Regions from separate parts of the Homo sapiens genome. Here all the other regions are linked to region 3. A link is a contact called in ENCODE Hi-C or POLR2A ChIA-PET data. All regions are on one chromosome and are shown on one strand. The core of a region is the stretch at or near the end of the contact, and the rest is flanking DNA. Distances in the headings are between cores, read along the strand shown.

The links. Hi-C counts contacts between places; a loop is a spot of excess contacts on that map. ChIA-PET counts read pairs that join two places held with the same protein, here RNA polymerase II (POLR2A). Pooled maps may share reads with other maps.
Region 1: a pooled map shows a loop between it and region 3 (2.4-fold over the local background). The contact joins the enhancer-like site here to the promoter of LINC01144 in region 3. A Hi-C loop is called at or near these places in 2 of 50 pooled maps. POLR2A ChIA-PET finds 5 or more read pairs at or near these places in 4 of 52 experiments (Panc1, activated CD4-positive, alpha-beta memory T cell, activated CD8-positive, alpha-beta memory T cell and 1 more).
Region 2: a loop to region 3 is called in a map of CD4-positive, alpha-beta T cell, with 19 times the contacts of the local background. The contact joins the promoter of IPP here to the promoter of LINC01144 in region 3. A Hi-C loop is called at or near these places in 2 of 168 maps with a recorded cell type or tissue (B cell and CD4-positive, alpha-beta T cell) and 10 of 50 pooled maps. POLR2A ChIA-PET finds 5 or more read pairs at or near these places in 1 of 52 experiments (B cell).
Region 4: a loop to region 3 is called in a pooled map, with 5 times the contacts of the local background. The contact joins the enhancer-like site here to the promoter of LINC01144 in region 3. A Hi-C loop is called at or near these places in 7 of 168 maps with a recorded cell type or tissue (HUES64, IMR-90, lower leg skin and 2 more), 2 of 37 single-sample maps with no recorded cell type and 4 of 50 pooled maps. POLR2A ChIA-PET finds 5 or more read pairs at or near these places in 15 of 52 experiments (AG04449, AG04450, HEK293T and 11 more).

Annotation. Positions count from the first base shown.
Region 1 is chr1:44,943,146-44,949,200 of GRCh38, forward strand. The region is part of intron 3 of EIF2B3 (eukaryotic translation initiation factor 2B subunit gamma); the gene reads right to left. Among named protein-coding and RNA genes, the nearest start is that of EIF2B3, 40 kb to the right of the region's middle. Within about 2 kb of position 4,031, at least 9 of the 41 ENCODE cell types and tissues checked have a DNase peak (open chromatin) inside an H3K27ac peak, as active enhancers do.
Region 2 is chr1:45,749,223-45,755,518 of GRCh38, forward strand. It overlaps IPP (intracisternal A particle-promoted polypeptide), which reads right to left and starts at 1,431. Exons shown (of 9, transcript NM_005897.3): 1 at 1,375-1,431. It overlaps LOC105378693 (a long non-coding RNA gene), which reads left to right and starts at 1,727. Exons shown (of 3, transcript XR_947290.2): 1 at 1,727-2,026; 2 at 5,343-5,519. RefSeq lists a silencer at 1,272-1,541.
Region 3 is chr1:45,300,187-45,306,251 of GRCh38, forward strand. It overlaps LINC01144 (long intergenic non-protein coding RNA 1144), which reads left to right and starts at 3,724. Exons shown (of 1, transcript NR_024270.1): 1 at 3,724-5,433. LOC105378691 (a long non-coding RNA gene) reads right to left here and starts at 3,560. Exons shown (of 3, transcript XR_947287.4): 1 at 3,306-3,560. RefSeq lists silencers at 51-345, 3,447-3,626 and enhancers at 3,297-3,356, 3,817-4,056.
Region 4 is chr1:45,029,041-45,035,192 of GRCh38, forward strand. It overlaps ZSWIM5 (zinc finger SWIM-type containing 5), which reads right to left. Exons shown (of 14, transcript NM_020883.2): 11 at 5,272-5,429. Among named protein-coding and RNA genes, the nearest start is that of UROD, 20 kb to the left of the region's middle. Within about 2 kb of position 4,476, at least 2 of the 41 ENCODE cell types and tissues checked have a DNase peak (open chromatin) inside an H3K27ac peak, as active enhancers do; they include OCI-LY7, where a contact is called at or near this core.

The sequences.
Region 1 (6,055 bases), core at 2,781-5,280, 360 kb before region 3:
CACGCCCGGCCTTATTTTTTATTTTAATTTTATTTTTAAATTAAAAAAAAAATAGAGACAGGGTCTCACTATGTTTCTCACTATGTAGTCCAGGTTGGTCTTGAACTGGTGGGCTCAAACAATCCTGTCTCAGCCTCCCAAAGTGCTGAGATTACAGGTGTGAGCCACCACGCCTGGCCAAAAACATATTTCAATCTTCACAACAACCATATGCAGGAAGAACTATCTATATCTATATCTATATCTATATCTATATCTATATCTATATCTATATCTAAATTTTTGTTTTTTTGAGACAGGGTCTTGTTCTGTTACCCAGGCTGGAGTGCAGTGGCATGATCATGGCTTACTGCAGCCTCGACTTCCTGGGCTCAAGTGATCCTCCCACCTCAGCCTCCCTAGTAGCTGGGACTACAGGCGTGCCCCACCACACCTGGCTAATTTTTATTTTTATTTTTAGTAGAGACAGGGTCTTCCTATGTTTCCCAGGCTGGACTCGAACTCCTGGACTCAAGCAATTTGCCCACTTTGGCCTCCCAAAGTGCTAGGAGTACAGGCGTGAGCCACCGCGCCTAGCCCAGAGCTGTTATTATTAGCACTTTACCAACGAAGAAACAGATTTATAGTAGTTATGTAACTAAGATTTAACAATTAGTAATGGCTATTTGTATAACTAAAGAATCTGTATTACTGAATAGTGTTAAAGAAATATAGTTTAGGCTGGGCGCAGTGGCTCATGCCTGTATCCCAGCATTTTGGGACGCCAAGGTGGGCGGAGTGCCTGAGTTCAGGAGTTTGAGACCAGCCTGAGCAACACAGTGAAACCCTATCTCTACTAAAATACAAAAATTAGCCGGGCATGGTGGCACATGCCTATAGTCCCAGCTACTCGGGAGGCTGAGGCAGGAGAATTGCTTGAACCCAGGAGGTGGAAATTGCAGTGGGCCGAGATAGCACCACTGCACTCCAGCTTGGGTGACAGAGCAAGACTCTATCTCCAAAGAAAGAAAAAAAAGAAACATAGTTTAGGGCCAGGCACAGTAGCACATGCCTGTAATCCCAGAGGTGCCTCAGGGAAAGGCAGGTTCTGATTTGCCCTTCGTGAATCAACCAAGGCAGCTCCTCTTTTATTAATTTTATTTTCCAGGCTTCTGGATAAGCTTTGTCTTGGAAAACCAATTATGCTACTTTAAAAAAGTCTAGGCTGGGCAGAGTGGCTCACACCTGTAATCCCAGTGCTTTGGGATGCCAAGGCAGGAGGACTGCATGAGCCCAGGAGTTCAAGGTTAGAGTGAGCTATGATCACATCACTGCACTTCTGCCTGGGTGACAGTGCAAGATGCTGTCTCAAAAAAAAAAAAAAAAGGCCTGGCACAGTGTCTTGCACCTGTAAGCCAAGCTACTCTGGAGGCTGAGGCAGGAGCATCACTTGAGGCCAGGAGTTTGAGGCCAGCCTGAACAACACAGTAAGACCCCATCTCTAAAAATACATAAAACATTTTTTAAATTAGCAAATAAAATTTTTTAAAAGTTAGCCAGGTGTGGTGGCATGCACTTATAGTCCCAGCTACTTGGGAGGCTGAGGCAAGAGGATTGCTTAAACCTCAGAGGAGTTCAAGACTCTAGTGAGCTACAATTACTCCACTGGATTCCAGCCTGGGTGACAGAGTGAGGCCTTGTCTCAAATAAATAAATAGTCTGGAAAACATTGGACCAAATTATTTTGGGTTCAAGAATGAAGTGAGTCTACATGTATTTTTTTTTTTGTAAGTACTCCAAACTTTCCTAATATTTTAATTTAAAATCATGATTCCTGGTTTGGGTGGGAAAATGGATGATTTCAACTCATAGTCTACCAAATCAAAGAGTCTTGTTTGCTCAGAAAGTGAGACTCAACCATCAGAATGCCTTATGTTACTGCCTGAAATTTCTTATTCTGAATATAGAATCTGCAACAGAATCACCATTTCTTTTTCCACATGTAACTTGTTATTTATAGCCTGAACAATTTCTTTTGAAGGCCTTTTAAAGTTAAGCTCAAATTCGGATTGTTTCCTACTCTTCTGCTTAAGGCTCTCTAAATTCTTTTTAGATTTTAACTCTGAGACTAAAAAAAAAAAAAGTTCCCACTGGGCGCGGTGGCTCACACCTGTAATCCCAGCACTTTGGGAGGCCGAGGCGGGTGGATCACAACGTCAGGAGATCGAGACCATCCTGGCTACCATGGTGAAACCTCGTCTCTACTAAAAGTACAAAAAATCAGCAGGGCGTGGTGGCAGGCGCCTGTAGTCCCAGCTACTCGGGAGGCTGAGGCAGGAGAATGGCATGAACCCAGGGGGCGGAGCTTGCCGTGAGCCGAGATCGCGCCACTGCACTCCAGCCTGGGTAACAGCGCAAGACTCCGTCTCAAAAAAAAAAAAAAAGTTCCCATAAACATCTCTTTAGGAAAAAAAAAAACCCTACACCTGCAACTCACCATGCAGGAAGCAGCAAACGTGAACAAATCAGACCACATACATACAAACTAAAGAAACAGCCTGCAGAATCCTACTTAGAACAATGCTTAGAAAGACAAGGAGACAAATCATTACTAAAGACATTCACAGAGTTGTCATTACAACAGTACAGAAGTTGCCCCATTTCATCAGAATGAAAATGACAATTTGCTGAGGAAAAAAATCCCCTTTCTATTTTTCTAAGTTTCTCTAATAAGATGGCTGTTTTTTTGCAAGTTTACTGATCTACAATAAATTGAACTATTAAGTATACTCCAAAATCAAGAAAATGACTCCAATGCAGATGCCTCAGAAGTGGTAACAATGTTGTCTTGGCAAATAAATGCTGTTATCATTCGATATCTGCAAAAGTGTTTAAATCTGTCAGTACAGTGAATGCCAAACAAGTCCTGCATAATTGTGAACAGGCTGTAGGCTCATTTCTCTCTTTGCGTTTTGATGACTTTTTGCTAAACTGAATGCAAAATCCCCAAGGATCACAAGGAACAGACCCCTCCACTCAATGTCTGGTTGCCATCTGTTCTTAGTGTGAAAAGAAAGGCGTGGGTCTGAAAGAACAGGGCCTAGCATACAGACGGAGGTGCTGTTCCATCAGCCCCTCTCCTGCCTCTGTTCCCAGAGAATGCACCATGTAAGAGTCACTGAGACCAAACACATCTCATCCTCTGTGCAACTCCATCACTTCCAAAGGAAAGTGTTTGTTGTCTGATCAATTTCCAAAGCTGGAAATCTCAGAAGAAGAAAGAAAGGAAAGCTAAATCACACTTATACCTTCATAATACCTTTTTTTTTTTGAGACAGGGTCTCAGTCTGTTGCCCAGGCTGGAGTGCAGAGGTGTGATCATAGCTCACTGTAACCTCAAATTCTTGGACTCAAGCATCCTACCACCTCGGCTTCCTAAGTAGCTGGGACTACAGGCACCACATGCCACTATGTCCACTAATTTTAATTTCTTCTTCTTCTTCTTTTTTTTTTTTTTTTGTAGAGACGGGATCTCACTATGTTGCCAGGGCTGGTCTCAAACTCTTAGGCTCAAGTGATCTTCCTGTCTCAGCCTCCCAAAGTGCTGGAATTACAGGCATAAGCCACTGAGCCTGGCCTGATTTTATAAACGCTGTAACAGAAAGAAATGATCATTGTTTTTATTTTTATTCTAAAATGTAAAGCCCATTCTAGGAATGCAAATGGCTTTCTAGTAACTGGAGCCCAGAGAGAGAAAGTAGAAAAACTGATAAGACCCAGAGAAGTATTTTTGATCATGTGTGACCACAAGCCATGAATAAACATGGACTGTTTGGACTGTGAAGCAACTGTGTGTCAGAAATGCAGTTAATTTTAAAGTTCCCTGAACATGCCAACACTCAGCTGCCTTTGTTTCATGGACCCACTTCTTTTCTAATGCCAACAGTATGCCTCTTCTGCAGAGACCAACTGGCCTCTCCAAAGATCTCCCTACTCACTATTCCAACAGTCATTGGTATGCCTCATCCCAAGCCTGCTCCTCTAGAGAAGCCAGGGCAATGTCAAGGGCAGAAAGCACAACTCAGAAGGAAAGCAGATGTGTGCACTCTTGACAATATAGAAACATGCAAGGTTTCAAGGGAAGGCAGCACTTTAGTGTTTAAAGTGTCCAAAACACCCAGGAATTCAAAATCCAAACTGCTGCCAGTTAGTCTTGACTAAAGTAAACAAATTAAGCTCAGAAAACCCAATTACCAAGCCATGGCAAAGCCCAGAAATCTCTCATTACAAGAACATTTTCGATCAAGCCAAAACCACTGAGTAAAATTAGAGGGGAAAAAAGGTTAAATCAGAAAACCGGATGTGTGTGTGTGTGGCTGTAGTGGTGGGGCGGGAGGTGAGGAGAGCTACTGGGAATAGCCTCTTTTCTTTTCCTGGCAGCTGTTCCATGACAGATTGTTATAAATAACACAATCTGGCAACCGATTTCTTATGACAAGGAGAAAGAAAAACACATTTACTCCCTTGGAAAAAAACTGTCAGGGCAAGGTAACTACCATGCTTCTCTACTCACCCAGTGCTTCCACAAATAATGGCTATGATCCAAATCACCAGCCTGCATGCCACCCCTGCCCATATGGAACTCATGAATTCAGCTACTTGGTGTGACTATGAAGGTCACATTTTACATTTTCCTATGTGGTCCAATCCCAGTCAAATCCCCAAGAGTAGTTTGTGTGCTTTTTCTTTTCTTTTCTTTTTTTTTAGACAAGGGGTCTCCCTATATTGCCCAGGCTGGTCTCAAACTCCTGGACTCAAGCAATCCTCCTGCCTCAGCCTCCCAAAATGCTGGGATTACATGCATGAGCCACTGCACCTGGCATAGTTTGTGTGCTTGAATAAACACCAAAGGCTAACTGCAATGGAGACCTCAGTTTTGGTTTAAAATGCTTGGAAAAGATTCCAGTCTATAGTCCTCAAAGTGCAAGGCCAAGGGCCAACTGCCACATTGTTTTCACTGAGGTTGGGGCAGTAGCTCTAGGAAGGGAAATGACCAACTCAGTCAGTAAGTAAGAAATGTGATAATCCTTGGGCTCACAGCTAAATATCCTTACTATATTCCTTAGTTTAATCATGCTGTTGCTACCATCCAGAATCTGATGCCAGAAATCCGCCCATAGTCCAGGATGGAAGTCCTTCCTCTCCTGCCCTGTCCCCTACTCTTCCCCTATTGCACTGCCTTAGTTCAGGTCTCAAAATCTTCTTCCAGTCTCTTGGCTGGTGTCTCTCTTGCTCCAGTTTTCCCTTATTCTAATCCATACTCTAATTTCTACTGCATATGTCTTTTCCCTGCTCAAAGACACCCTAAAACAGTGTTTTCCAAACATCAAAAAAGTTGAACTTATTGCCACTTACCTTAAAATTTTTAAAAAAATATATAGATCACTATAATATGATATGCTCTTTATATAATATATATAAAGATAGACATTTAAAAAGGAATAAATAAAACATTTAAAAACAAGAAATTCTAACATTTTCCTCTGGTACTTAATTCTGTACACCACCTGGCTTTGAGTACAGCCTATTTTGGAGATTGCTGCTCAACAAGATTAAGTTGGAATTCCTTAGCATGATTTTAAGGGTCTTCAAAATATGACTCCACCTACCTAATTCAGTCTTCTCTCCCCCAACTCCCCTCCACATAGCCAATGTTAACTTTTTCTTTTCTTTTCTTTTCTTTTTTTTTGAGAAAGAGTCTCGCTCTATTGCCCAGGCTATTGCCCAGGCTGGAGTAAAATGGCACGATCACGGCTCACTGCAACCTCCGCCCCCCGAGGTTCAAGCAATTCTTGTGCCTCAGCCTCCCAAGTAGCTGGGATTACAGGTACATGCCACCATGCCCAGCTAATTTTTACATTTTTAGTACAGACAGTGTTTCGCCATGTTGGCCAGGCTAGTTCTCAAACTCCTGACCTCAAGTGATCCTCCTGCCTTGGCTTCCTCAGGTGCTGGGATTACAGGCATGAGCCACTGCACCTGGCCGCCAGTGTTAATTTGATAGAGTCGACTGCCA
Region 2 (6,296 bases), core at 181-2,680, 450 kb after region 3:
CCATTCGGGTGGCAGACAACAGAAATACTAGTCTGTTACCATGCTTCTCAGTAACTGCTGATACCATCCCACTGTCAGTGGAGTAGGAACGTCATCCCAAAAGGTGGCATGTGGAGTGACCATATTTCCAAAGGAAAAGAGCACAATTCTGTGACGTTGCATGCCTCACGTGCCCCAAACTTGAAAAGCAGATTGTTGACTGGGCAAGGTGGCTCACACCTATAACCCCAGCACTTTGGGATGTCCTGTCGGGAGGATCGCTTGATTTTTTGTTTTTTTTTTTTGTTTTGTTTTTGTTTTTTGTTTTTTTTTTTTTGAGACGGAGTCTCGCTCTGTCGCCCAGGCTGGAGTGCAGTGGCACGATCTCGGCTCACTGCAAGCTCCGCCTCCCGGGTTCACGCCATTCTCCTGCCTCAGCCTCCCGAGCAGCTGGGACTACAGGCGCCCGCCACCACGCCCGGCTAATTTTTTGCATTTTTAGTAGAGACGGGGTTTCACCGTGTTAGCCAGGATGGTCTCGATCTCCTGACCTCGTGATCCGCCCGCCTCGGCCTCCCAAAGTGCTGGGATTACAGGCGTGAGCCACCGCGCCCGGCCAGGGAGGATCGCTTGAGTCCTAGAGTTCAAGACCAGCCTGGGCAATACAGCGAGCCCCCCGCCGCAAAAAAAATTGTTTTAACATTAGCTGGCTGTGATGGGGCAAGCCTGTACTTCCGGCTACTTGGGAGGCTGAGGTGAGAGGATCGCTAGAGCCTGAGAAGTCGAGGCTGCAGTGAGTTGTGATCGCACCACTGCATTCCAGCCTAGGAGAAGGGGCGAGACTGTCTCAAAAAAAAAAGCAGATTATTAGGAAACGGTAGAAATGCCCAGAGGAACTAAAGCGGACCTATGTTTGCTGGCTTTGAATTCACTGCTGGGAACATGTGGAAACTGCTTCAGCAAAGGGGTGTCAGAAAGAATCCCCGGAACAAGTGTCAAAACACCCGTGGTTCTTTGTGCTTGAGTTGGGGGCCCGGCCTAGAGAGCTAGCCCTAAACTGCTGCTACACTAAAAGCTAATAATCGTTCCTGCGCTACCTAAAGGTCAGGGAAGGGATCTCAGACAAACGAGGCGACAACAGAGGGACTGGGGACACAGCCTCAGGATTCCCCAGTTGGGGCGGGGGAGGCAGGAGCGGTCCGGACGAGAAGGTCTGGGGAGGGCGACACTTAGACTGTCGGAGGAAGGCCTGCGGCGGCAGAAGGAAAGACAAGGAAATACACAGTTCTAGAGGCTTCTCTCACTCCAGTCCTCAGGGGTCCGGAAAGCCGGAGGGAGTAGAAGAGGAAGTTCCCAACCCCGTCACAGACGCGCCCGAACGCAGGCCCTCCTTACCCGCCGCTTCCCCTTCCCTCCGGCGCCCGCTCAGGCCCTGCGCGCGCAGTCGCGACCAGCCCCGGCCGGAGAGGGCGGGGGAAACCTGGCGGGGGTGACGAGGCGGGAGTGACTGGGCCGTACAGTTCCCCGAGAACTGGAGGCGAAGCCGGGCGGTGGGAAGGGACTTCGGACGCTTCGCGGGCCCTGGGTTTTCACTGCGCGTGCGCGAGGTTCTTCCGCTCGCGGGAGACTGGGCCGCTGGCGCCTCTCAGTGCCCACTGATGGGGCCCAGGGCTTGGGCTTGCTTCCCCAAGGATCAACAGCTTAGCTGCAAGCCTCTGCTTCTGCCTGCTGGGGCCGGCTGGCTCGCCCTTTCCATTCCGCTTGCACTCTGATTCTTGTGGTGTCCCAAGAAGGCCGCGGATCTCAGTTAAGCAGAGACGAGCCGAACACCTGGCACGGTCCTTCTCTACTGTTCTCTCGAATCGTTTTCTGAGTGCATGACTGAGCCTGGCACTGAAGGGATACTTATTTTGGGGAAGGAAGAACTCAAAAGTCCAGTTTTTTTCACTGTTGACCCTCATGTGTCACATTAGTGGCTTTCAAACTGTTTTGATCCCAGCCTACGGTGAACAAAAATATTTTACATCAAACTCAATACCACATACTTGTGAGTATATATATAGAAGTATATATCTAACATAAAATCTCATTTCTTTATTTTTATTTTTATTTTTTATTTTTTGAGACGGAATTTCGCTCTTGTTGCCCAGGCTAGAATGAATGCAATGGCCGGATCTCGGCTCACCGCAACCTCCGCCTCCTGGGTTCAAGCGATTCTCCTGCCTCAGCCTCTCAAGTAGCTGGGATTGCAGGCATGCGCCACCATGCCCGGCTAATTTTGTATTTTTAGTACAGACTGAGTTTCTCCATGTTGGTCAGGCTGGTCTCAAACTCCCCACCTCAGGTGATCCGCCCGACTCGGCCTCCCAAAGTGTATTTCTTTCTCTTTTTATGAGACAGGGCCTGGCTTTGTCGCCCAGGCTGGAGTGCAGTGGTGCCATCTCGGCTCACTGCAGCCTCGACTTCCTGGGCTCTGGTAGTCCTCCCACCTCAGCCTCCTGAGTAGCTGGGACTACAGGCCTGTGCCACCACCGCCAGGCTAATTTTTTGTATTTTTAGTAGAGACAAGATTTCGCCATGTTGACCAGGCTGGTCTCCAACTCCTGGGCTCGAGTGATCCGCCCGCCTCGGCCTCCCAAAGTGCTGGGAGGTGTGAGCCACTGTGCCTGGCCTGAAACAAAATCTTCACAAAACTATGTTTACACTTACGACCCGCAGTGCACTAAATTTTTATTTCTTCTTTTCTACTTCATTACCAAAAACTGCTAACAGGGACCTATTGTCAGCAAACATTGTCAAAGACTTGGAAATGAGGAAAAGAGAATTCTGTGTGCCCTTTCAGTGTAAGGCTGGACGGATTTGCATCCATAGGGAGCTCTGACTTTCTATTGACTAAAGTATTTCACCAGAAAACTGGTAGTACTTAAAATAATTCTTGCCCGTCTGTAGAAAAGATACACCAAAACATTGTTTTATTGACCTGTAGCATATTAAGCCATTTTTACCCTTCTCAGCAAATTCATTTAAACATTCCTGATTCTTAGCAAATTCATGCTACATTCCTAAATATCTTACTGGCTCCCTTATAAGTTAATGAGATAAATAAAATATTTGATACTTTTTTTTTATATTTGTAAGAGAGTCATGGTTTTACTCTTCAGAAAATTATACTTCAGCACTACTAAAATCAATTTCATGACTTACTCTGGATTACACTTGTGAAAGTTAAGCATACAGATTGGGCCATTCTTCTCATACCCACCGAAAATGGTGGGAGGGGAAACACTGAGGGCACATTTCATTGCTCAAAGAATGTAATTCTCTGCAACCCTGTCTGCTGAAACTGCCTGTTGTAACCTGAAACCAGTTTTACCCAATAGCTATTGAAACAAACTGCCATGACTCAAAGACTAGTTTGGTTTTTTGGTGGTTTTTGTTGTTGTTGTTGGTTGTTGTTTTGTTTTTGACAGGGTCTCTCTCCCTGTCACCCAGGCTGAAGTGCAGTGGTGTGATTGGGGCGGGGCTCACTGCAGCCTTGACTTCCTGGGCTCAATCAATCCTCCCACTTTAGCTTCCCAAATAGTTGGAACTACAGCTGCATACCAGCAAGCCCAGTTAATTTTTGTCTTTTTTGTAGAGACAGGGTTTCATCATGTTGCCAGGCTGGCCTTGAACTCCCAGGCTTAAGTGATCCACTCACCTAAACCTCCCAAAGTCCTGGGATTACAGGCTTGAGCCACTGAGCCCAGCCTCAAAGGACTAGTTTTACCCACTGCAGTCACTCACCAATCAGAGCTTGCCAGCAACCTAAAACTTTCCTAGTGCCAATGAACTTTCTTTCAAAGCCATATGTAACATTTCTCCTTTTTGTAAAACCTCAAAGTGAACCAAAGAACACCCAGTCTGTGTATATGCTTTGAATTGCAATTCTTGCCTCCCAAATAAAATGTTAACTTTAGAATTGCTTGGACCTGGGAGGCAGAGATTGCAGTGAACTGAGATCATGCCACTGCACTCCAGCCTGGGCAAAACAGCAAGACTTTGTCTCAAAAAAAAAAAAATGCTTATAGGCTGCTATAGACTAAATTGTGTCCTCCCCATAATTTACATGTTGAAGCCCTAGCCTCCAATGTAATGGTATTTGGAGCTACCACAGTGAGGCAGTGGGATGCGTCTCCCCATAAAAGATAATCGCTAGCCCCTCCCGAAGGAGAACAGGATCCCAGACGAGCCCCCAAATTTATTGGAAACAAGTGCTTGGCGTAGCCAAAAGAAACCCACACTTAGACAGAAAATTTCTCAGTAAGGCACCTTTACTTCTGCAGGATGGTGCTGCTTGCGCCTGTTAAAATCACAAGAGCACACCAAACAAAGGAGGGAAGGAGTTTTTAATCCTAATGCAGTTCCTGTTTTTGTGTCCTTCCCCTATTGACTGGGGTTGGACTGCACAATCTAAGCTGATCCTGATTGGCTAAGACTTAAACTTTTCCAAATATGGTAAACGCACAATTTGCAAAAAGAAGAAGAAGGGGGGCAGGTAGGATTGATTTACAACTTTTACAACTTACGAGCGGAAAGTTGAGTCTTTGAAGAGGCACTTAGTTGTCCCAACAATTTCCCCTCTTCTGTTCTATAGCTCTTCCTCTTCAGATTTCTTCAACAGGATTTGGCTTTGTTGTTCTTCTTGATTATCTAGGAGCAAGAACTTATCTGAGTACAGAGGGGGAGACGTAGGGGAGGATTTTGTGAGAGCTGCTTCTATGAGCCTTTGGGTTAACCCACGAATATAGGGTATGATACAGCAGCCCACAAGGATGAGTACACCTGTAACAATTGCAAGGGAGGTAATGATTGAGGTCATGAGTCCTTTCCATTTTCCAAACCACCTTTCCATCAGGCCCATAAAGGGATCTTCTATTCCAGAGTTTTCGGCTAATTCATTTGCTGGGGTGGTAAGGCCTTGTAAGGTTTTTGAGATTGTCCCATCGGGTGGTGTATTATTAGGGATAAAAGTACAACACTGGACCCCAATCATGACACAGACTCCGCCTTTTTTGGCTAACATCATGTCAAGCGCTATTCTATTTTCCCAGGCCATCTGGCTGGTAGGGCCTAATTGTTCAGCTATTCCTTTTATGGCATCTCTGGTATAATTGATGAATCGCTGCTGATTGTAGTATATATAATTTATCCAGTCTACATTTTTATTTATAGTGTACCACCAGAATAAGATACACTCGATCCCAGCAGCTATTTGGTTTCAAGTGTTGAATTCATTTGGTACCCCCGGCAGGACCCCAATGCTGTCTATGTAAACGTGGGGGTCAAAGGACCCGTTAATTGGGACTTCTCTTTTTCTTCAGGTTACCTGCTTCCTGTCTGGTTGATGAAATGCCAAGGTGAAAGGGATGGCCAATTGGATCAGAGCGCAAGTGCCACTCCAGTCGTTTGGCAGTGTACCCAATATTGGTCCCCCACAATACCACCACACATCCACTCAGGGATGGATAGGGCCGACTGACTGAAAAAAGTTTGAAAAAGTTTAGTGTCACTACATCCTATTATGTTTCCAAGGAATGTCAAATTTTCCCCTTGCCATGAGAGACATGAGGTAAAATTGGCATCAAGAGCTGGAAGTTGAATGGCCCTTGGGGGCTGTCCCATAGGGCTCCTGACCTTTGGGAAAAGTAAGAGTGGCACATGACTTGTTTCCTCAAGCTGTGGGGTGCTAGAAGAGAGCTACCATACAGTCCATGCCGGGTTGGTTGGCCCATCCGAGTGGGAGGGGAACAATTTGGATTTCTGGCCTGCCCGTTGCACAAGCATAACAATCGCTTTTATTTAGTGTGTCAACAGAATATTTAATCCATTTCAGCCAGGCATTTACATCTTGATACCCGGTTTCTATGGCTATGGTTTGGTTTAAGTCCTTGACTTCTACTCTAGCTACTTTGGTTTTGTCATTGGGCATGAAGAGAGAAATGGTTTGATTTTGTGGGTTTGGGGAGGGCGTAATGGTGGAAGATGGAGGAGGAGGAACAAAGTGCGTTTCGAAGAAGCCTATAGGGTCCTTTCCAGTGACATCTGCTCCTAGGCCATAAAAGCACTCTAAAGTGGGTGTAGGGCTGGTGGAGGTAGGGGTATTAATAAAGATAAGTACTGGGTTGCAATGGTAAGATTGGCAACTAGAGAGGGTGGTTCCTTTGATGAAGTGGAGGTAGGATTTAGGGCGGTGCAACCCTCTGAGGAGGTCCAGCCCTGATACTTAGTAGTCCATATAACATCTCCCCAAGTATAGCAAAACCATCAATGCTAAG
Region 3 (6,065 bases), core at 2,474-4,973:
GACCAACTCTCCCACCTGCCTGGGATTATCCCAGCTTTAGCACTGAAAATTCCTTGTCCTTGGAACACTGAAAGTTCAGTCCTGGGAAAACTGGGATGGTTGGTCACCCTATCAAGGCAGCTGGCCAGGACAGATGGAAAGGTATCAGACCTTGTGGGAAGAAGCTGGGCTTTTCGACAACCTTTCCAACTTGCTGGATGAACACACCAGGCTGGGGACCACTCAGCCTAGACTGAGTTAAGCTGAGGCCAATGATGACATCTACAGGTCATATGAAAAAACTGCAGCCTAAGAATCACCCACTTGGCCCGTAAGTGGTTCGTTCATACATTTATTGTGGTTCATATATTCATATATGTAATGTGAATAAACATATTCATATATTTATTGTGCTCTCAACACTGGGCATAAGTCTCAGGGGTCTTGGAAGGCATCCGCAAGCAAGTGAAATTTATGCTGAGGCTTGGTGATTGAAAAAGTGTTAGCCAGGTTAAGGTGAGAGGGAAAGAAAGAGCATTCCAGGATGGAGAAAACAGCAAAGAAAAAAGCCCTGAGTGCGAAGGAACAGAAAACCTTCAAGAAACAAATTATGGCATGGAGAAGGGGACAGCGGTAACCAAAAAAAGCTGGAGAGTTTGTCTGAGCCTAATCAACCATGGAAAAAGTTTCTGTCTTTACCCTAGGAGCAATCAGAACTTATTGAAAGGTTTTAAAAAGCAGGATAGTAACATAATTAGATCTGCATTTCTCAAAGTTAACTCTGGCTACAGGGTGGAAGCTGGTTTAAAGAGTAGCAAGCCTACCACTTCAACCCAGGGGGTCAAGGCCACAACGAACTGAGATCACGCCAGGGCACTCCAGCCTGGGGTACAAAGTGAGACCCTGCCTCAAAAAAAAAAAAAAAAAAAAAAAAAGAGTAGCAAGCCTAAAGCCAGGGAGGCAATTAGAATTAGAATATCATTGCAGTGTCCAGGTGGTACAGAAGGTGGTGGGGACAAAGGGAGGAAAAGAAAGGTGACCGTTGGTAAGAAATAATGGAAAATTGGCCGGGCGCAGCGGCTCACGCCTGTAATCCCAGCACTTTGGGAGGCCGAGGTGGGCGGATCACAAGGTCAGGAGATTGAGACCATCCCGGCTAACACGGTGAAACCCCATCTCTACTACAAATACAAAAAATTAGCCAGGCGTGGTGGCAGGCGCCCGTAGTCCCAGCTACTCAGGAGGCTGAGGCAGGAGAATGGCATGAACCCAGGAGGCGGAGCTTGCAGCGAGCTGAGACCACGCCACTGCACTCCAGCCTGGGTGACAGAGCGAGATTCCGTCTCAAAAAAAAAAAAAAAAAAAAAAGGAAAATTAGCCAGGCATGGTGGTGTGTCTGTGGTCCCAGCTTCCCAGCTTCTCGGGAGGCTAAGGCAGGAGGAGCTGGAGAGGTTGAGGTTACAGTGAGGCATGATTGCACCACTACACTCCAGCCTGGGCAACAGAGCGAGAACCTGTCTCAAAAGAAAAAAAAAAGGGAAAAGGATTATGGAAATAGAATGGGCAGGGCCATGGTGATTGACTAGAGGTGCGCATTGAGGAATAGGGACATTCAAGTAACCAGACCTGTAGGTTTCTGGCTAGGAGAGCAGTGGAACAGCTACTGAGATGGGAGCATGAGAAGGGGGAGGATAATGTTGGGTATGATTGATTTGAGGTCCCTGTGGGACATTCAACTCAAGATGACAAATAAGCAGTTGAATAAAGGTTAGGAAGGGAGACTTCACTGTGTGGATCAACTGCATGTAGATGGTAACCAAAGCTCTGAGCAGCACCAACATTTCAGAGTGGGCAGAGGAAAGACAACATGGCTAGAGCAAAACCAGGCGAATGTGGCACTATGAAAGCTGGGAGAAGAATGTTTCACAAAGGAGAGAATGGTCAACTGTATGAAGTCTTTTAGAGAAGCAGTGAAATGAGATCTGAAGATTGTCCATAGGACAACATGAAGATCATTGGTGACCTTAGAGCCTTTGAAGGTGCAGTGATAGAGAGAAGCCAAATTAGAATGAGTTGTGGAGTGAGTAGGAGGTAAGGTTGTGGAGAAAGCGAGTGCAGACAATTTGAATAAATGTAGCTAAACAAGTCACTAGTGGGAGGGTAAATAGGTAAAATCATAAATTAAACACACACATAGCTTTTACCCCAACAATTCTACTTCCAAGAAATCAGCCTACAAATATACTCCATATGTGCACAAAGACCTACAGAAAGGATGTTTACTACACCATTTTATAAACAGCTACAATGTTAATCAATAGGGGGCTGGTTAAATTAATATAACACATCCACACAATATAACACACACAGGGTATTACGTGGCCATTAAAAATACCATGGTAGGCTGGGCGCAGTGGCTGACACCTGTAATCCCAGCACTCTGGGAGGCCAAGGCAGGTGATCACCTGAGGTCAAGTGTTCGAGACCAGCCTGGCCAACATGGCGAAACTCCCTCTCTACCAAAAATACAAAAATTAACTGGGCATGGTGCAGGTGCCTGTAATCCCAGCTATTCTGGAAGCTGAGGCAGGAGAATCACTTGAACCCCGGAGGCGGAGGATGCAATTAGCCGAGATCGTGCCATTGCCTGGGCGACAGAGCAAGACTTCTGTTTAAAAAAAAAAAAAATCATGGTAGGGCCGGGCACGGTGGCTCAGCCTGTAATCCCAGCACTTTGGGAGGCCAAGGCAGGCAGATCACCTGAGGCCACGAGTTCCAGACCAGCCTGGCCAACATGGCAGAAACCCCCATCTCTACTAAAAAGACAAAAATTAGCCCAGCGTGGTGGCGCATGCCTGTAATCCCAGCTACATGGGTGGCTGAGACACGAGAATCGCTTGAACCCAGTGGTGTGCCACTGCACTCCAGTCTGGGCAACAGAACCAGACTCCATTTAAAAAAAAAAAAAAAGTACATATGGTAAATATTATGTGTATTTTACCAAAACAAGTTTTTATTTTTAAGGCACAATCTTGCCCTGTCGTCCAGGCTGGAGTGCAGTGGCGCGATCACAGCTCACTGCAGCCTTAACCTCCCCCAGCTCGGGCGATCCTCCCACCTCAACCTCCCGAGTAGCTGGGACCACAGGCCTGCGCCACTACGCCCGGCTAATTTTTGTATTTTTGTAGAGACGGGGTTTCACCATGTTGGCCAGGCGGATCTCGAACTCGTGATTTCAAGTGATCCGCCCGCCTCGGCCTCCCAAAGCGCTGGGATTACAGGCGTGAGTCACCGCACCTAGCCGAAAAAGAATTTTTTAAAGTCACCATCTCTACGAGGTTTTTCTGGGCCACCCCCCGGTAAAATGTCAAGCCCTCGACGAGCCGGGAGAGAGTCGGAATCCTGTGGGGGAGGCAGGGGCGTGTCCAGAAAGGCGGGAGCTTCCGGAACCGCTTAGAGCTAAGGGAGCTCGGAGCGGGGGCCGGGGCCGAGGGCGGAGCAGGGTGGGGAAGGGGCGGGTCCAGAAAGACGGGAGCTTCCGAGGCCGCCTCCACAGGAAGGGAAAGGGGCGGGAGCTTGGAGGGGGCGGGTCCAGAATGGCGGGAGCTTCCGGGGCCGCCGCCTCTGGAAGGAAAAGGGGAGGGAACGTAGAGGGGGAGGGAACGTAGAGGGGGCGGGACCAGGAACGAGAGCGCGTGGGTTTCTGGGGTGTCCGCCGGCGCCCCCTGGGATTGGGGAGAGAGGGAAGGGCTGAGGCTCACGGTTTCGGAGTAAGGGGAGCGGCCCGGCGAGCCGCCGCGCCTGGGTTAAGAGCTGCAGGAGGAACGTGGCTTCACGAGTTCGGCTCCTCGGCCATCCACAGCCCGGGCCTCCGCCTCTGCTGACCTGGCGGCTGTAGAAGGCAGAAGAGGCCTGAAACCTGCAGCAGGAGCACCACCCTGCCCCGCGGCCCCGCGCGCCCTCCAGTGGCGTCATCCCATCCGCTTTGATCTCGACTGGCGCGCCTACCCTCGGCAGCGGCACCCCTTGGGAGCGCAATCGCGGGCAGACTCCGAGGACCCATCTTGCGAAAGTTCTGCGAGGTCCTGACTTTAAGGGAACAGGGGTCGTACTTGGGCCATGGCCGGAAGGGAGATCCAACATCCATGACGACGTCTACCCCCCAGCCTGCCCCTTCAGAGCCCAGTCTGTGCCTTGCGTCAAAGTCAAGCAAGGGCTCTTGTAGGGCACCGAGCCCCAGCCAAAATCACCCTTTTCTTTCAGATAGCCCCCACTTACCCCCAGAAACCTTACTCTCTCCCTCGGGAGCAGGTGGGAAGTGAAAGGCCGGGGGGGCTGTTTCTGCTCTGCTTGTCTGTACCTGTGGCCCTTGAGTGGAAAACCCCGCCGCTGGACCAAAGACCTGGAGGCTCCAGGATTGCCCACTTGGGACCCTGACTATGAAGGGTCAAGATAGCCCATTCTGCCCCAGCACTCAGAGCCCTATTACCAAGGCCCCTACTCCAAGAATCCACCATCAAAACCGGGGCCCTGCCAGTGCCTTCCCAGTGTTCAGGCCTAGGGAAGAATAGCCCCATTATGCCTGTTACTCCTGATCCTTCTGCAGTCTCTCTCTTTGTGACCCCATGGCCTTTGCTGCTATGTCTGCCCTGGCCCCACAGAGTGCCAGGTCAGAGCCACCCTGGCCTACATAGCAGGGCCCCGGTTCACAGGCTAAAACCTGGGCCTCCTGCCAGGCTGCAACTCCCAGCTGCACACCGCAACCTGAGACATCTCAGCATATTCTAGGAACTAGTAATGGGGACGCTTCCGACTCGCTGGGGAAGGGAGATGAGGGCCTCTAGCTCTCCATGCCCAGTCTCTCATCATCAAAGTCATTTAAGGCCCCAGCGACCCCAGGGTTCAGCAGCATCCTGTTCATCATGAGCAGAGGGGTGACTGAATAGAATGGGAGGCAGGTGTGGCCTGAGCAGTTCCCAACCTGAATTTTCCTTTGAGCTTGGTGATTTGGGGCGGGGGATTGAGATATTTTCCTTTCACTTGTGGGAAATCTTGGGGCCCCACAAATCACTAAGCTGAAGGGAAAAGTCAAGCTGGGAACTACTCAGGGCAAACCTGCCTCCCATTTTATTCAGTCACTCCTCTGCTCGCTGAGATAGACACATACCTGATTGCCTCCTTTGGAGAGGCTTGTCAGAAACAAAATAATGCAACCATTTGTCTCTCAGCTACCTGCGACCTGGAAGCCCCCTCCCCACTTCGAGTTGTCCCCGCCTTTCTGGACGGAACCAACGTACTTCTTACATATATCGATTGATGTCTCATGTCTCCTTAAAATGTATGAAAACAAACTGTGCCCTGACCACCTTGGGCACATGTCGCCAGGACTCCCTGAGGCTGTGTCACGGGCACGCATCTTCAACCTTGGCAAAATAAAGTTTCTGAATTAACTGAGACCTGTCTCAAATTTTCAGGGTTCACATTTTGGTAATCATTGAGGGATTCTGAGTGGAGATGCCCCTGACTTTTGACAAATCTCCCATTGGTGCATGGTACCAGCATGAGCTAACTTTATGGCTCAAACCAATAGGACAATTTGCTGAGGTCTGAGAGTACCCCGTCCAGAGAATCCCTGATCTCCCAAAATTTAGTCAAGATCTAAAGTTTATTTTGCTGTACAACTCCTCTTTTTCTAGAGTTTTACTTGCTTCCAACACAAGGAAGGCAACTTTTCTCCTGCTTCCATGACAATGGAATGCAGGTAACTCCTATGGAGTCTGAGCTCACTTCTAACAGGGAAGATGAGTTTGTTTTTTGTTTTTTTCCTGCTTCTAGGATGGTAGAAAGCAGCCTTCGGCCTGAGACCCATCCCTAGATAGGTAACTGAATTGGGGTTTGTCTTGGATAAAGTTAAGATTAACAACCAGCTGGTCTTAATTTCTCCTTACCATTAGAGCGCTCAGTGATCATATTGTTGGTTTTTTTGTTGTTGTTGCTTTGTTCCAGTCTGAAGTTGTTGTTTAAGGATCCTAATTCTTGTTCAGAGATGCATTCTAAAGGGTCTTCTCTATTGCTTTTTCTCCCAA
Region 4 (6,152 bases), core at 3,226-5,725, 270 kb before region 3:
TGCCCCATCACTCCTGACTATTGTAGTGTGTATTTCCTACAAAGACACTCTCCTACACCCACAAGACAACCATCAAAAGCAGCAAATTAACAGATATATTCCTACCATCTACCACCGACCTCATTCAAGTTCCACCAATTGTCCCCAAAATGTCTTTTATAGCAAAAAGATTTTATACAAGTTCATGTGTTGCACTTAGTTTGTCATGTGCCTTTAAGTCTTCTTCAATTTGGAAAAATTTCCCCATCTTTCCTTGACATTCATGACCTTGACACTTTTGCAGGCTAGTTATTTTGTAGTATGTCCTTTAATTTGGTATTCCTGATGTTTCCTTATTAGATGTACATTTGCACTTTTGGCTGTAATGTCACAGAAGTGATGCTGAGTTCTTATTGTTTCCTATCAGGTAATCCATGTTTTTTACTTCATTTCTGATGATATTAACTGTGATCAGTTGATTAAAGTGGTGTTGGCCAGGTTTCGATTGTAAAGTTATACATTTTTCCTTTATGATTGGTAAATATTTTGCGAAGAGATACCTTGAGACTATATGAATATCCTGTTTTTCAAATGTTCATGCACTAGCTTTGAATCCATTGATATTTCCCGACTGCAGCTATTTTAGGTATCTCATGTAAGTCAAAATCATACGATCTTTATCCTTTTGTGTCTAGCTTATTTCACTTAGCATGTTCTCAAGGTTCACTCATGTTGTACCATGTATCAGACTTTCATTCCTTTTATGGCTGAATAATATTCCATTGTCTATATATACCACATTTTGTTTATCCATTCATCTGTTGATGAACATTTGGCTATTATGAATAATGTTATTATAAATGTACAACTATCTGTTTGAGTTCCTGCTTGCAATTCTTTTGGACATATAGCTGGTTCATTTTTTTTCGACCCACCTACCTGTTTATGTTTTTAGAGATAGGGTCTCACTTTCTCATCCAGGCAGTGGCACGATAGCTCACTGTAACCTCAAACTTCTGGGCTCAAGCAATCCTCTTGCTTTAGCCTCCTGAGTAGCTGGGACTACAGGGGGGTGCCACCTTGTCCCGCTAGTTTTTAAATTTTTGCAGAGACAGGGTCTCACTATGTTGCCCAGGCTGGTCTCAAACTCCTGTCCTCTAGTGATCTTCCCACCTCAGCCTCCCAAAGTGTTAGGATTACAGGTGTGAGTCACTTTGGCCTTTAATGACTGAATGATTGATTGATCGAGATGGAATCTTGCTCTGTCGCCCAGGCTGGAGTGCAGTGGCGCAATCTCGGCTCACTGCAACCTCTGCCTCCCAGTTCAAGTGATTCTTGTGCCTCAGCCTCCTGAGTAGCTGGGATTACAGGCATGTGCCACCATGCCCGGCTAATTTTTGTATTTTTAGTACAGACAGGGTTTTGCCATGTTGGCCAGGCTGGTCTCGAACTCCTACCTTTAGGTTATCCGCCCGCCTCAGCCTCCCAAAGTGCTGGGATTACAGGCGTGAGCCACTGAGCCTGGCCCTGGCTTTTATTTATTCTTAAGTGAGCTCTGACAGTTTTGTTTTTGAAGGAGTTAGTCCATTTCATCTGTGTTGTTGAATTTACTGGCATAAAGCTGTTTGTAATATTCTCCTATTACCATTTTGATGTCTTTAGAATCTGTAGTGATATCACCTTTCTCATTCCTGATATTGGTCATTTCTGCCTTTTATCTCCTTTTTTCTTGATCAGTCTAGACAGGGATTTAAATTTGATTTATGTTTTCATTCTTTCTTTTTTTTTTTTTTTTGAGATAGAGTCTTACTCTGTCCTCCAGGCTGGAGTGTAGTGGCACGATCTCAGCTCATTGCAACCTCTGTCTCCCTGATTCAAGCAATTCTCCCTGCCTCAGCCTCCTGAGTAGCTGGGATTACAGGCACCCACCACCATGCCCAGCTAATTTTTGTATTTTTTAGTAGAGACAGGGTTGCGCCATGTTGGCCAGCCTTGTCTCTAACTCCTGACCTCAAGCAATCCACCTACCTCGGCTCCCACAGTGCTGGGATTACAGGCGTGAGCCACCGTGCCCAGCCTTAATTGATCTTTTCAAAGAATCAGCTTTTGGTTTCATTGATTATTCTCTATTTCATTGATTTTTGCTCTGATTTTTTTTTTTTTTTTTTTTTTTTTGAGACAGAGTCTTACTTTGTTGCCCAGGCTGGAGGGCAGTGGTGTGATCTTGGCTGACTGCAGCCTCCACCTCCTGTGTTCAGATGATTATAGTACCTCAGCCTCCCGAGTAGCTGGGATTATAGGCGCATGCCACCATGCTCACGCAATTTTTTTTTTTTGTATTTTTGGTAGAGATGGAGTTTTAGCATGTTAGCCAGGCTGGTCTCGAACTCCTGGCTTCAAGTGATCTGCCTTCCTTGGCCTCCCGAAGTGCTGGGATTACAGGTATGAGCCACCGCACCTGTCTGCTCTCATTTTTATTATTTCCTTCCCTATGCTTACCTTGGGTTTTCTTTTTCTGACTTCTTAAAGTGAAATCTGGGCTGGGCACAGTGGCTAACGCCTGTAATCCCAGCACTTTGGGAGGCTGAGGTGGGCGGATCACGAGGTCAGGAGATCGAGACCATCCTGGCAAACACTGTGAAATCCCACCTCTACTAAAAATACAAAAAAATTAGCCGGGCGTGGTGGCGGGCACCCGTAGTCCCAGCTACTCGGGAGGCGGAGGCAGGAGAATGGCATGAACCTAGGGGGTGGAGCTTGCAGTGAGCGGAGATCACGCCACTGCATTCCAACCTGGGCAACGGAGTAAGACTCCATCTCAAAAAAAAAAAAAAAAAAAAGTGAAATCTGAGATCACTGATTTGAAGCATTTTTCATTTATTGCTAAAAATTTATAAGTAAAACCTTAGCTACATTCTACAAATTTTGACTTGTGCTTTCATTTTCATATAGTCAAAAGATTTTCTAATTTTCTTGTGATTTTTTTCTTTGCTCCATGAGTAATATACACGTATGTGGTTTAATTTCCAAAAACTTAAGATATTTTAAAATATCTTTTTATTATCGAATTCTAATTGAACTGTGGTTGTCTGAAAAAGATTTTTAGTTCATCTCTCTTTTTTTTAAGAGTCAGGGTCTTGCTCTGTCACCCAGGTTGGAGTGCAGTGTCATGATGGTAGCTTACTGTAGTCTCTTAACTCCTGGGCTTGAGCAGTCCTTCTGCCTTAGCCTCCTGAGTAGCTGGGACTACGGGTGCTTGCCAGTACACCTGGCTAATTTTTAAAATTTTTTGTAAAGACAGGATCTTGCTATGTTGCTCAGGTTAGTCTCAAACTCCTGGTCTCAAGTGATCCTTCTGCCTTGGCCTCCTAAAGTGCTGGGACTACAGGTGTGAGCCACTGCACCTGGCCTCATCTTTGTTTCTGAAATATATTTTCATTGGTATAAAATTCTAGTTTGACAGTTTTTGTTTTTTTTTTTTTTTTGAGACAGAGTCTCACTCTGTCACCCAGGCAGGAGTTCAGTGGTGCAACTCGGCTCACCGCAACCTCTGCTTCCCAGGTTCAAGCGATCCTCGTGCCACAGCCTCCTGAGTAGCTGGGACTACAGGTGTGCACTACCACGCCCAGCTAATTTTTGTATTTTTAGTAGAGACAGGGGTTTCACCATGTTGGCCAGGATGTTCTCAAACTCCTGATCTCAAGTGATCTGCCCGCCTTGGCCTCCTAAAGTGCTAGGATTATAGGTGTGAGCCACCGTGCCTGGCCTGATAATTTTTTTTTTTTTTAAAGTACTTTAAGGGTTTTTTTTCCCACTGTTTTCTGGCTTACATTGTTTCTAATGAGAAATCTGTTCCCATACTTGTTTTTTTGTCCTTTGTAATGTATCTTTTTTACTCTGATTGCTTTTAAGTAGATTTTCTATTATTGGTTTTAAGCATTTTGGTTATGATGTGCCATGGTATAGTTTTCTTCATGTTTATTATGCTTGTGGTTCATTGATTTCCTTAGATCTGTAGTCCTCCTCCTTATCCTGCTTGGAATCTGATACTCCATGCAGGCTACCGCCACTCCCCACTTGACACTCCTCACATGAATGCACATTATCAGATTTGTTTTTTGCCAATAAGATCAGTAAAAAATGTTATCTCAGGCTAATTTTAATTTGTATTTCTAATGTGATACCAGGTATTTTAGTTGTCTAAAAACGATTTGTATCTCCTTTTCTGTGAACTGTCTGATCATATGCTTTGTTCTATTTTTGTATTTGTTTGCTGATCATTTTTATATTAATTTATATGTAACTTTTACCTTTTCTCTAATAAGCATGTATTTTTGGGGGGACAATAAGAAGATACCACATAAAGTTATTTTTAATTAAAAAATAACTTCAAAATCCATGTAGTTTCCTGGTCTAAAATATTCAGGAGCTCATGGTGGCTAGCATTTTATCATAGCTCCTTCTTATATAGGGGCTTACTTTCACTTCTGTTTGTGGTGAAACCTGCATAGCTAACAGGATGTATGTGAGCTTAAAGGCCTGAGAATCACTTTGGACTGCCTATCTTTTACCAGGGCACTGAAAAAAAAATCACCAACTCTTATATCTGTAAGGAGTTCAGCTCTATCTTAGTCATCACTTCATTAGATCTTCCAGTGGCCCTGGGAGGCTGACAGGTCATTGACAATGATCCCCATTTTATAGATTTGAAACTGAGGCGTAGAAAGGTGAAGTGATTTTATCAAACAGAAGGTTAGACTTAGAAGTACCTTAAAGATCATTTAATTTTACATATTTGGTATCCTACAATTAGTAACTAGGGTAAAGTTTTGGCTTGGATCCAGGTGCTTTTTTTTTTTTTGAGACGGAGTCTTGCTCTGTCACCCAGGCTGGAGTGCAGTGGCACGATCTTGGCTCACTGCAAGCTCTGCCTCACGCCATTCTCCTGCCTCAGCCTCCCGAGTAGCTGGGACTACAGGCGCCCGCCACCACGCCCGGCTACTTTTTGTATTTTTAGTAGAGATGGGGTTTCACCATGTTGGCCAGGATGGTCTCGATCTCTTGACCTCGTGATCTCCCGCCTCGGCCTCCCAAAGTGCTGGGATTACAGGCGTAAGCCACCGCGCCTGGCCAGGTGCTCTTTCTAATGGCAGCAATCAAAGTGAGGACCACTATCACTCTAAATGGTCAAGGAGCTTCTCTTTCTCAGGAGACTGCAGGCCAAGCCTTTGACATGCCATGGTTGGGCAGGCAGACGGGTGATGCTGGAGCTTAAGGTCTATCTATGCTCACCTTTGGCAGCAGTCAGCATGGTGGAGGCCAGTTCACACTGCTGTGATTCCAAGTGTCCAAGCGTGAACCAGCGAGGATAACGGCTGGGCACCACAGACACCATATGGTGAGGGTGGGATGTGTCGCCTGCAGAAGCTGAGTTTTCTAAAACAGGTAACCTGGAAGACCCAGGAAGAATCATCAGCCACCATCCAGACCCTGGGCTTCCGAGCCACCTTAGAGAAGCTTGCTCTTTGCTGGGGAGGAACTGGGGAGAGGAAAGGATTAACTAAGAGCTTTGAAGGTTTTTAAACCTATGGTACTATACACTATATGAGGTGAGTGCCTGGGCACTTAAGAGTACTCAACGCTGAATAGTTTCCACTACAAATGGATGTGAAAGGCCGTTCAAGAGCTATCGGGTTGAATAGTATGATATATTGTAAAAAGAGAGAAAAGTTAATACATTTTTAAAAAGAATCATAGGGTTGTTTATTTTATTTATTTTTGAGACAGTGTCTCTCTCTGTTGCATAGGCTGGAGTGTAGTGGCATAATCACAGCTCACTGCAGCCCCGACCTCCCAGGCTCAAGCGATCCTCCCACCTCAGTCTCTTGAGTAGCTGGGACTTCAGGTGTGCACCAACATGCCTGGCTAATTTTTGTATTTTTTGTTTTTGTAGAGATGGGGTTTCACCATGCTGCCCAGGCTGGTCTCAAACTCCTGGGCTCAAGCAATCTACCTGCCTCGGCCTCCCAAAGTGCTAGGATTATAGGCTTGAGCCACCGTACCCAGCCTGGTTATTTCTAAAAGTATAAGAAATACATGCCAAGGAATTTCCTGTTTTAGCTAAGGTATTCTCCCAGCCTTACAGTCTGACTAAAATTCTTCTTCTGTATAGT